2 separate regions of the Mus musculus genome follow, and region 1 is linked to region 2. The links are chromatin loops, found by intact Hi-C in ENCODE. Cell type or tissue: heart. All regions are shown on one strand. Links, peaks and the distances in the headings refer to the core of each region. The heading gives the core; the rest is flanking DNA. Region 1 overlaps Synj2 (synaptojanin 2). Region 2 holds the start of Synj2 (synaptojanin 2).

The links. Hi-C counts contacts between places; a loop is a spot of excess contacts. Peaks named below come from ENCODE experiments on the same cell type or tissue, not always from the same donor. Only the 100,000 strongest peaks of a DNase experiment are listed, where the experiment ranks them.
Region 1: it touches region 2 in a loop (5-fold over the local background); 11 of 42 quality-filtered maps call a loop at or near these places.

What each region holds. Positions count from the first base shown.
Region 1 is chr17:5,989,803-5,997,626 of GRCm38, forward strand. Synj2 (synaptojanin 2) reads left to right here. Exons shown (of 27, transcript NM_001113353.2): 4 at 334-559; 5 at 7,076-7,159. Among named protein-coding and RNA genes, the nearest start is that of Gm35525, 5.5 kb to the left of the region's middle. In heart, for the core only: a CTCF peak has its summit at 4,280; a DNase peak (open chromatin) is centred at 5,079; H3K27ac peaks cover 354 bases.
Region 2 is chr17:5,939,974-5,942,473 of GRCm38, forward strand. Synj2 (synaptojanin 2) reads left to right here and starts at 1,307. Exons shown (of 27, transcript NM_001113353.2): 1 at 1,307-1,604. The coding sequence starts at 1,478. In heart, for the core only: a CTCF peak has its summit at 1,097; DNase peaks (open chromatin) are centred at 308, 1,128 and 1,518; H3K4me3 peaks cover 1,911 bases; H3K27ac peaks cover 1,561 bases; H3K27me3 peaks cover 362 bases.

The DNA.
Region 1 (7,824 bases), core at 3,091-5,590, 53 kb after region 2:
TCCTTGCTGGTTATATAACCTTAAGGTGGGAAGGGACCTTATGATCTGTTAAGTTTCAGGGACTTCCTGAGATTTGTGAATTGTTTACTCCTGGAATCTTACGGAGTGTCTGTTGAGAACTTTCTGAGTTTTAAAGAGCCTCCCCCTTCAGAACTTTCTGAGTCTTTATGAGCCACCTCCCCTCCAAGATAGAATGTTTCCATTGAGATGGAATTGCATGTAACAGCCTAGTGGAACACTGGGCCTAGGGAAAGTTCCTTAGTACTTGGCTCTGGGTACAGCATTTGTAGAGCCTGGTAGGGTGACCCAAAGGTGTTACCTGCTATTTTGCAGGAACCAGCTATTGCATGTGCCTCTGCGGCAGCACCAGGTGAACTGTCATAACTGGTTGCTGAAAGTCATCTGTGGGGTGGTGACCATCCGCACAGTATATGCCTCCCACAAGCAGGCCAAGGCCTGTCTCATCTCTCGCATCAGCTGTGAACGCGCAGGTGCTCGCTTCCTCACCCGTGGTGTGAACGATGATGGCCACGTGTCCAACTTTGTGGAGACAGAGCAGGTAAGTACCCAGGCCTGTCCCTGACACAGAGCGACTCAGAGTATCAATGTATCTTACAAATGCATGTTTTCTTTTTTTTTTTTTTTTTTCAATTTTTTTTTTCCATTTTTTATTAGGTATTTAGCTCATTTACATTTCCAATGCTATACCAAAAGTCCCCCTTACCCACCCACCCCCACTCCCCTACCCACCCACTCCCCCCCTTTGGCCCTGGCGTTCCCCTGTACCGGGGCACACAAAGTCTGCGTGTCCAATGGGCCTCTCTTTCCAGTGATGGCCGACTAGGCCATCTTTTGATACATATGCAGCTAGAGTCAAGAGCTCAGGGGTACTGGTTAGTTCATAATGTTGTTCCACCTATAGGGTTGAAGATCCCTTTAGCTCCTTGGGTACTTTCTCTAGCTCCTCCATTGGGAGCCCTGTGATCCATCCATTAGCTGACTGTGAGCATCCACTTCTGTGTTTGCTAGGCCCCGGCATAGTCTCACAAGAGACAGCTACATCTGGGTCCTTTCAGTAAAATCTTGCTAGTGTATGCAATGGTGTCAGCATTTGGAAGCTGATTATGGGGTGGATCCCTGGATATGGCAGTCTCTACATGGTCCATCCTTTCATCTCAGCTCCATACTTTGTTTCTGTAACTCCTTCCATGGGTGTTTTGTTCCCACTTCTAAGGAGGGGCATAGTGTCCACACTTCAGTCTTCATTTTTCTTGAGTTTCATGTGTTTAGGAAATTGTATCTTATATCGTGGGTATCCTAGGTTTTGGGCTAGTATCCACTTATCAGTGAGTACATATTGTGTGAGTTCCTTTGTGATTGTGTTACCTCACTCAGGATGATGCTCTCCAGGTCCATCCATTTGGCTAGGAATGTTTTCTACCATGAGTACCAGAGGCTCTGATTTGTGTGAGGTTTTTGACTGTGACTTCTTCCTGTATGTGCAAAATTAGAGGACAGTTTGGAACTTGCCTCTGGCTTGTATGGTCTGTCTTTTTGTTTCATGACTCATTCTGAAAAGACAGTGCTTATGTGTATATGTGTGCATGGATGCATTTGAAAGCCTGAGGAGCTCTGAGTGTTGAGCTCACCGACTTGACAAGAATGGCTGTCTCTCAAGCCCTAGAGATGCTCTTGCCTCTGCAGGATTACAAGCTCGTGCCTTTTAATAGGCTGGCTTTTATGTAGCACCTCAGGATTGAACTCGAGTCTTCAGGCTTATGTGAGAAGCCCTTTATCAACTGAGCCATCTCCCTAGCCCTTCTAATGTATTTTAAGCAAAAGGATTCAAGAAAGGACACCATAGCTGTAAAGAGTACCCACCTTCTCCAGGAGCAGCTGACAAGCCAATAGGGGTTGAAAATCTTTTTAGGATGAATAAAGAATTCAATAGAATAACGGGAGAAGAAACTTATTTAAAAAAAAAAACTACATCAGCTAAAGCTTCATTCTGGAAGGATGTTAGGGCTTGGGGACCTGATCATGTGTGACAGCAGTTGCTGTTAGTCCCTATGGAGAAGGGCCATCTGTAATACCTCCCTAGGTTCTTTTCTGGCTTCTGCTCTCATCCTGGATGTTAAAGTCCTAACCTCCTGAAAGATGCTGTCTCGCATCTGTTGTTTTGTTTTTTTTTTTTTTTGCTCTGACTTGCTCCCTGAGGGTAGTGCCACCTTGCAGAATAGCACCTGGGATCAGCTGCAAAGAAGGAAAGCTATAGGGAGGGAGGCACGGGTCCTCTCTGAGCAGCAGGCGCCCTGTGTGTTCCTGTAGGCGCAGCCTGGCACACACAGTGTGGCTGTAAGAGGCACCCTTCCAGGGCACCAGTTGAAGTCAGCACACATGTGCACACCTTCCCCCAGCACAGGAGAAACTCTGCATGCTCACTTAACAGTGGCTCAAACCCGTGTGGGGGCCCAGTTTGCAGGAGCGCTGTCTCCTCTCAGAGGTGCAAAGATGGAGGCTCCTCATGGGAGTTAGAGGGAAGTTGGGGCAGGAGCCTGCAAAAGATCTGTGGGTAAAATTACTATCTCAGGGGAGAGTTGCTTGCCCTCCTGAATGTTGACAGTGCTATTAAATAACTATTTTTATGGTTGAAAAAGGAGAGAATACTTCCTCCCACCATGAAAGCCATTTTCACTTTTCTTGCTCATGTCTTCATGGTGACAAAGACTTCCAAGGTCATGTCCACCTTCTTTACCTCCACACCTTTATCTGGTATCACTACCCCTCACCCTCGGTATGTTCTGATCTGGGACAGAGTTCTGGTGTTTTTGAGCAGGTCAAGACACCACAGGTAGCAATGTTGATATTGCATGGCTCCCACAAAGCCTGAACTTGGTACCAGAACCAGATTCCAGAGATCATCTTTGGGTCAAGAAGGAATCCTCAGCCCAGTCTGAGGGAAGAGGGCCATTTATTTGGTCCTGGTGGTGGTAGTTCCCAAATGTTTAGGTTTTGACCAGTTGGGAAACACTATGGTCTTTTACCATACCTTACAAAATAGGTCTTTAGGGTAACAACTGCCCTGTCCTATAAGATGGACCATATCAGAGGACTTTGTGTGGGTTTCCTGGGACTGCTGTAATAAAGTGCCACACACTGGGTGGTTCAGACAACAGGCATTTGTTCTTCCCATTCTGGAGGCTGGCCGGTTAAGATCAAGGTCAAAGGGCCTTCCATAGTCTCTTGAAAAATCCCACTGGGAGGATCTGCCCTTGTGTCTCCCAGCTTCTGTAGTTCCGGTGTGGCTCACAGGCCATCATCCAGTCCCGGTCATACTGGATCAAAGGGCTCACTCAGCTTCCTCCAGGGTGGGCTCACTTATCCAATTATAAGAACAGAGGTTCTCTATCTAAGCAAGGTCACAACTGGAAATGCAGGAGGTTAGGACTTTTTCTGTTTCTGGAAGGGACATTAGGGTGTAATTGCATAAAGCCATCAGAAGGGTGCTTTGACTGTAGGGTAGTGTCCCTGTGCTATCTGTTAGTCTCACTAACACTGCCAACACTGCCTCAGGCTGGGGCTTTTGCTCTGGTTGCATCATGCAGGGTACCTGGTGACTCGTATGTCCTGTTACCCCATGCTACTTGTTACGGCTCAAGATCAAGAAACCCCCCCACATCTCCCAGGTCTCCACTTGGGGGCAGCCCACCCAAGTAGGCCTTAGAGATAGGAACAGCCTACCCACACTCTCAGGGATGTACAGCTAGCCTCAGTCTGTTTCCTGATGCTGTCACACAGTACCACATCCTGGGTATGTTATAAAGAAAAGAGATGTATGTTGGGCTTATAATTCTGGTCTAGAGTCAAGGGCCCACATCTGGTGCTGGCCTTGTTGACCAAGTCCTGAGATTCAGAGCACCATATGGCTAAGTGCCAAGCAGTGCGTAAGAAGCCTGGCCAAAATGGCTTCTATTTGAAAACTCATTCCTAAAATAAACCAATAATCCATTAATTTAATGAAGGCAGTTGCTAATCACCACTTGATGACGGGATTAAATTTCAGTGTGCTTTTAAGAGGGACAAGCTATAGAAGCTTTCTGATTGATTGCTTGGGGTTGGGAGAGGGATTTCTTGGCTCCCATAAACCTTTGTGGTTTTCCCAATTTGTATTTTTTAAAATTCCCCTTTCCTCCTCTGGGCCACATGGCTGTTTCTATAAACTTGTCACTGACCTTGCTCCCTGAAGCAATCACTATTAATGTGCAGACACTCCCATCTGCTGTCCACCAGAATAATAGGTAGCTGAGAGGATATAACTTAATCCCACATGACTATTTTCACCAGACATATAACTGGGCACGAGGGCTGTATAAACCCAGAGCAGTTCTTTGTTGAACATGTATAGTTGAAACTGCTAATGACAACTGAAAAGCAAGCTATTGGGTTCATAGACAGAATCCACTTGTGGGCCTGTTAGTCCGTGAGTGCCTACACTAATTCTAATTAGTCCCCCCAGTTCTCAAGACCATAGTTTTGCCATGCCCAAGTGGGATTCCCGTCTGAAGTAGCATAGGATACTTTCTGCCTCTGGCATGCAGGTATTGTACAGTGTGTGTGTGTGGTGTGTGTGTGTGTGTACATATGTGTGTACATGTCTATACATATGTACACACGTTTTGTGTTCATGCATCTGTATGGCGTGTGCATGTATATGTTATATATGTTGTATGTTTAAGTTCATACAACACGTGCTTATCTGATGCTTGAATATTTATGTATTGTATGTGTATTGAGTGTTCGTTATGTGTGTTATACACTTGAGTGTGTACTTACACTTATGTGGTGTGTGCATACATGTCGATGCATGTGGTTGTTGCCTCTTGTGCTTCTTAGGAGGAGGGCTGGACTCCTTTCTCAGCTCAGCTGTGAGTCATACTCCGTGGCTCTGTCTGCTTCAGTGACTCAACTCTGCAGAAAAACAAACCTCACAGCTCCTCAGCCTGTCAGCAAAAGGGTGCGTGATAAATATTTGGCTCTTGACAATCAGGCCACCATTTAACCACGGGAGGCTGGATTGACTCTGCGTGTCTTCCTAAGGTGCCGGTGTTTGTAAACAGTGCATTTGGAAGCAGAAGCCTGGAAGAGCCTTTCCTGTGGCATCTCTTTCTTCCTTTTTCTGGCCCTGTTCCCATTCTTAGCCCCCCATGAAAGAAGCTGCTTGGGGAGGTACAGTACCAGGCCCTCTGTGGTGTCAGCACTGGGATTCCTGCTTAATTCTCAGGGTTATAGCTCTTCCTAGCGTTCCTTCCCTATCTTGTCTGGTCTTGCCTTCTCCCCACCCCAGTTCCTGCATCTATCCTACCTGCCCCAATGTCCATCCCTACCTAGCCTTCCTGAGTGAGGTTTCCCAAGTGGCCGCTCCAGGCCAGGGGAATATATCTAGCATTACTCTCTGGGTACCCAAGTGACATTTAATACCCTTGGAAAGGGGATCGGGATGAAAGTGGTTCAATTAAGTACCCAGGCCACACTGCTGGGCTCATGGGCCTTCCCCAGGGCCCTGTTTTCTCCTGCATCATTCTCCTTCCTCTCCAGGAGCCCTGTGAAAATGGCACCTGAGAAAGAAGCAGCCCACAAGTGTTCAGGCCATTCATTCATTCAGCATAGAGGTGCCGTGGAACTCCACTGTGTTGGTTGCTGGGTTACACCCTGGGTGATAGGGTAGGAGACCCATAGATGGTTTTTCTGAGGAGAAAGAACTCTTGCCCATGGAGAAGGGGTCCCAGGAACAGCCTCCTGCACAGCTGAAAGTAGTGTTTGAAGCCCAAGGTCTTCATGAAAAGCATGAAAGTCCTTAGCTTAGGTCAGATTCTTGCATTGCAAATGCTTGTCTTTATGTTAGCATGTTAGCTAACTCTGTTTGTCAGGGACACTGTCTGTCTTGTGTCTTTCATCTCAGGGAGGGCAGGCCTTCCTGCAGTGGAGCAAATAGAATACTGGAGAGAGCTCATTTGCTGGTAGCCAATACCTGAAACATAGCGTCTTCCCACCCTAGTGTATTTTCCTCTGGAGACAAAAGCTAGAATTACAGTTGACAACATAGATACCAGGCTCATGGCGTTCCCGTGGTCCAGAGAACCTCGGGTCTCATTGTCCAGTCCCCTCCCCCTGGAGAATTACTAATGCATGTGTGATCTGAGCATGATCTAGCCCGTGTGGAAAACCACCCTGTCAGAGAGCCGACCGGTGAGCAATGGAAAGGACTCTCAGTGGCGCCTGTGGTGGCCCTGCCAGGCCAGGGTAGGGTTGCACAGATAAAGGCCACCATCTGATAACCACGGCAGCCATCCCCGTGCCTGCTCAGGCCTATATTTTTGTGTCCTTTAAACTCTCGTCTGCTCCTCTGTCGTTGGAGGCAGGTAGGCCACTACAAAACTGATCAGCAGGGGCTACTATCTTAATTTAAGTATCATTTAGTCTTACAAGAGGTCTGTATATTATAAAAGCTATTGTGTATATATTAGCTGGTGGCATGTTTGATAACAGAGTGGCTCAGGGTCAGGACTACAGACAAGTTCAAGTCCAACCTTGACTTGAGCTGTCATATTCAACAGAGGCAGGTGCTGTCAACGGGACTCTCAGGAGAGCTGATTAATTTGGTTCATTCCTTTACCAAAGCTCCTTAGTTATTGAGCAGGCAAAAATAGAGCCCTCTGCAAAGGTCTAAGCTAAACCGCCACCACATTTGCTTCTGGTTCTAAAGAGGGAAACGGAGGCCAGGCTCTTCAGGGAAGCAGATAACGTGATGAGGTAGGAGTGAGAATTCCTGCGCACACCATGTCTGTGTTCAGACCCCTCCTCAGAAATCCAGGCACTAGCCAGCATGCACAGCTGTCTAGCCAACAATGAGGGAGCCGCACCAGCCCAGCTAGGTAGGTGAGAGAGCAGAGGGCACCGAAGTCCACCGGCTGCCCTCCAGGCTGGTGTCGGGTCACAGGCACCAGATCCCGTTACAGCCCAGGACGTTCAGTTTCATTGACGAGTCCATTTCTCTCTCTGCTTCCCTGTGCTGCAGACGATTTACATGGATGATGGAGTATCGTCCTTTGTCCAGATCCGAGGCTCCGTTCCGCTGTTCTGGGAGCAACCAGGACTTCAGGTAGGTAATTTACACAGAAGGCTTTCCACTGTGTCAATGTACCTATGGTCTCTTTCTGTAGCTGGAGTTTCTTTAAACATGTTTCTTACATGGCGTTGTTTATGGTCTTGTTCTTTGGCCCAATTGTGTTGAGCCAAGCTAGAGAGAGAGACAGACAGGCAGACAGACAGACAGACACACACACACACACACACACACACACACACACAGAGAGAGAGAGAGAGAGAGAGAGAGAGAGAGAGAGAGAGAGAGAGGGAGAGAGAGAGAGAGAGAGAGTTTAACAGGCACACTGGGTGTCGTTTGGTCCTGAAGCCATGTACATATTATCTGTTGACCTTGTGCAGTGAGGGCTATATTGAGGAAATGAACGAGAATGCTTGGGTGAGATTGGTCTAAGTGGGACCCTAAGTTGAGCCTATTGCTAACATATCTAGCAGCTGGAAATCCTCTGGAGGGCTCGAGAGGGTCTGCCGAGCCCTTGGTGGCTGGCTGCATCATGAGTCTGGCATTCTGTGGCGCTTGTATGGAGCCACGTGAGGATTGCAGAGCTTTCCCGTCGTTTCTAAAAATACCTTCTGCCATCCAAAGTACAGCTCTGGGCAGTGCCAGAGAGCTTCAGCTTCTGCGTCCTGAGACGAGTTCAGGGACCAGGGACACGGTCCAAG
Region 2 (2,500 bases), core at 1-2,500:
TGCCTGTCTCTGCCTCCCTAGTGCTAGGATTAAAGGTGCCGGCCACCCTGCCCAGCCGAGTTTGCTACACTTAATGTTACACGACTTGCATGGGGTGGTGATCTCTCCACTGTATAAAGAAGCTGTGGAGAACCAACCTCCGAAAGCCATGCGCCACTCTTGGTCTTAGCACAGCAGAATGGGGCGGGCGGGCGGCAGAGGAACCCAGCTGTTAGGGTGGCCTGCTGGAAACTTGCGGGTGAGGACCTCTAGAGGCATCACACTAGGAAAGGATGCTCCAAACGCGCCCAAAGGTGCTTCCAGTTCGACCTGGCTGCGTTCTCCCTTGGCTAGCAGACCAATCCTGACCAACCCGACCCAAGGACCAAGAGGCCTTGCCTCGAGTTGCTTGAAGGTTGCAGATCACAGAATACTCATCAATGCTGAGCAAGAACAGGCACTGAGATCCTCAGGTGGGGGTTCCTCACCTGTCACTCTGATAGGCGAGGCCATGTGCATCTCAGCGAGGTCAAGGTCATGTGGTAAAGGGGATAGCAGGGAATAGATGTCTCATCTCTCGGACACAACGCAACACCAGTTTGGGTCGCACAGTGAATTAAAGTCTTCGGTAGAAGGCAGCATTTAAAGAGTGTGTCAGGCACACACACACACACACACACACACACACACACACACACACACCACTCACAAGAACATACTCAATCACCACGGTAGTTTCAGAGTGAAGGCCACTTTGCGTTTCTGCAGTTCCATTCAGGGAGACTGAGGCACAGAACCCAATGGCCCCATCCGGGGTCTCAGGCGTGGGGGTGGGGTGGGCGTGGGAAGAAGTGCTGCGCCGGACAAGCGGTGGCGGCAGGGGTGGGGTGGGGGGTTGCCAGCCCTGCTCAGCCCTCAGCCCCCAGCTACCCATATAAGGCCGCGGGAATCCGGGCAGGGTCCGGGCTCCTGAGGCTCTCCGCGGCTGCAGCCTCCTCCGCGGCGAGGAATGTGTGGAATCTCCTTCGCCCGCAGCCGCCCCCAGCAGGGAGGACCGTCCCGGAGTACTGAGCCCTGGCGAGCTCAAGCCCACCGGGCGCAGTCTGGGTTCCCGCTGTGGCTCGCAGGTGCCTGCCTCGCCGCTTGGGGGAGCGCGGTCGTCGTCGGAGAGGCTGGGCGGCAGCGCCACCTCACCTGCTCGGGGCAGTGCGGCGGGGCCCGGGCGGAGGAGGAGGAGGGAGGGAGGGAGGGGGAGGAGGGGGTGGAGGAGAAAGGAGGAGGAGGAGGAGGCTGTCGTGGTGTTAGGGGAGGAGGAGGAGGAGGAGGAGGAGGAGGAGGAGGAGGAGGAGGAGGAGGAGGAGGAGGAGGAGGAGGAGGAGGAGGAGGAGGAGGAGGAGGAGGAGCCGTGGGCACTGGAGCCCGGCACAAAGTGAAACTCCTGGTAGCCGCACACCCTCGGGCGGGACCTGGTCCCCGCTCTCCTCTGCTCCCCGCGCCCATGGCTCTAAGCAAAGGGCTGCGGCTGCTGGCGCGGCTGGACCCCACTGGCCCGAGCAGCGTGCTGTTGGAGGCGCGGGGCCGCGGCGACTGCCTGCTCTTCGAGGCCGGCGCAGTGGCCACGCTGGGTGAGTGCCGCGCTCCCCGTGCTCCCCACTTGGGCAGCAACGCCGGGGAGGGAGGGAGGGCGGGAATTAGTGAAGGCGAGCGACTTCGCGGAGACCTGAGAACTAGGGGCGCTCGGTTCCCCGACAGGGAGGACCCCGGCGGCTTGGGGATGGCCAGGGGCGCTTGTCCGCGGGAGTACTGGGTGCGGGGGACACCAGAGAGCTGGCACATTTGGCTGGACTAAGCGTCGCGCTCGCCTGAGGGCGGGGATGTCTCGGGGGCGCTCTTCCTGGGGCTTGGGTGGCAGGCGTCTGTTCTTGGAGAGCCAACTGGCTCTGATTTCCGCTCCTGGTGCTCAGTGCCGAAACCTAGCATGTTCTGGACACTCTGAGGAGGGTGCCCTGAGGAGGAGTCCACCTAGTGCTCCCATGCTTGTGCACCTGTTGAATACACCAAAGCAGCATTGCCTTGCCTGAAGGGATGACACGTAGGCACCAAAACAGACTTTGAGAAACGTCGATGGCACCCTTCATTTGTCTCCTATAAATACTCCATCAGAAGCAGGAGTAGAAGCAAATATACTCTCTAGTGACTTTATCTTTATGCTGGGTGTTAGGTGAGGGCAAGCCATTGTATTTCATTGATTGACTTCAGAAATTGTGAGATCAGCATTGTGCTAAGGACTTTAGAGACAAAATCTTACACAACCTTTGCAGTTTTAGCTCGTAATAAAGATAAACAAACTGGGGCCTAAAGAGGCTAAGACACTTGCTCCAGGCAACACAGACTTGTGTGTGGCTATTTTGGTGATGTCATGCGGTGCATGCCTTCCTGGTAAGTCCAACTTCCGGATCCCTAGTTTTGTAATTGACATTTGCAAGAAGATCTAGGTAGCATAAAGCCAGCAGTCAGATAG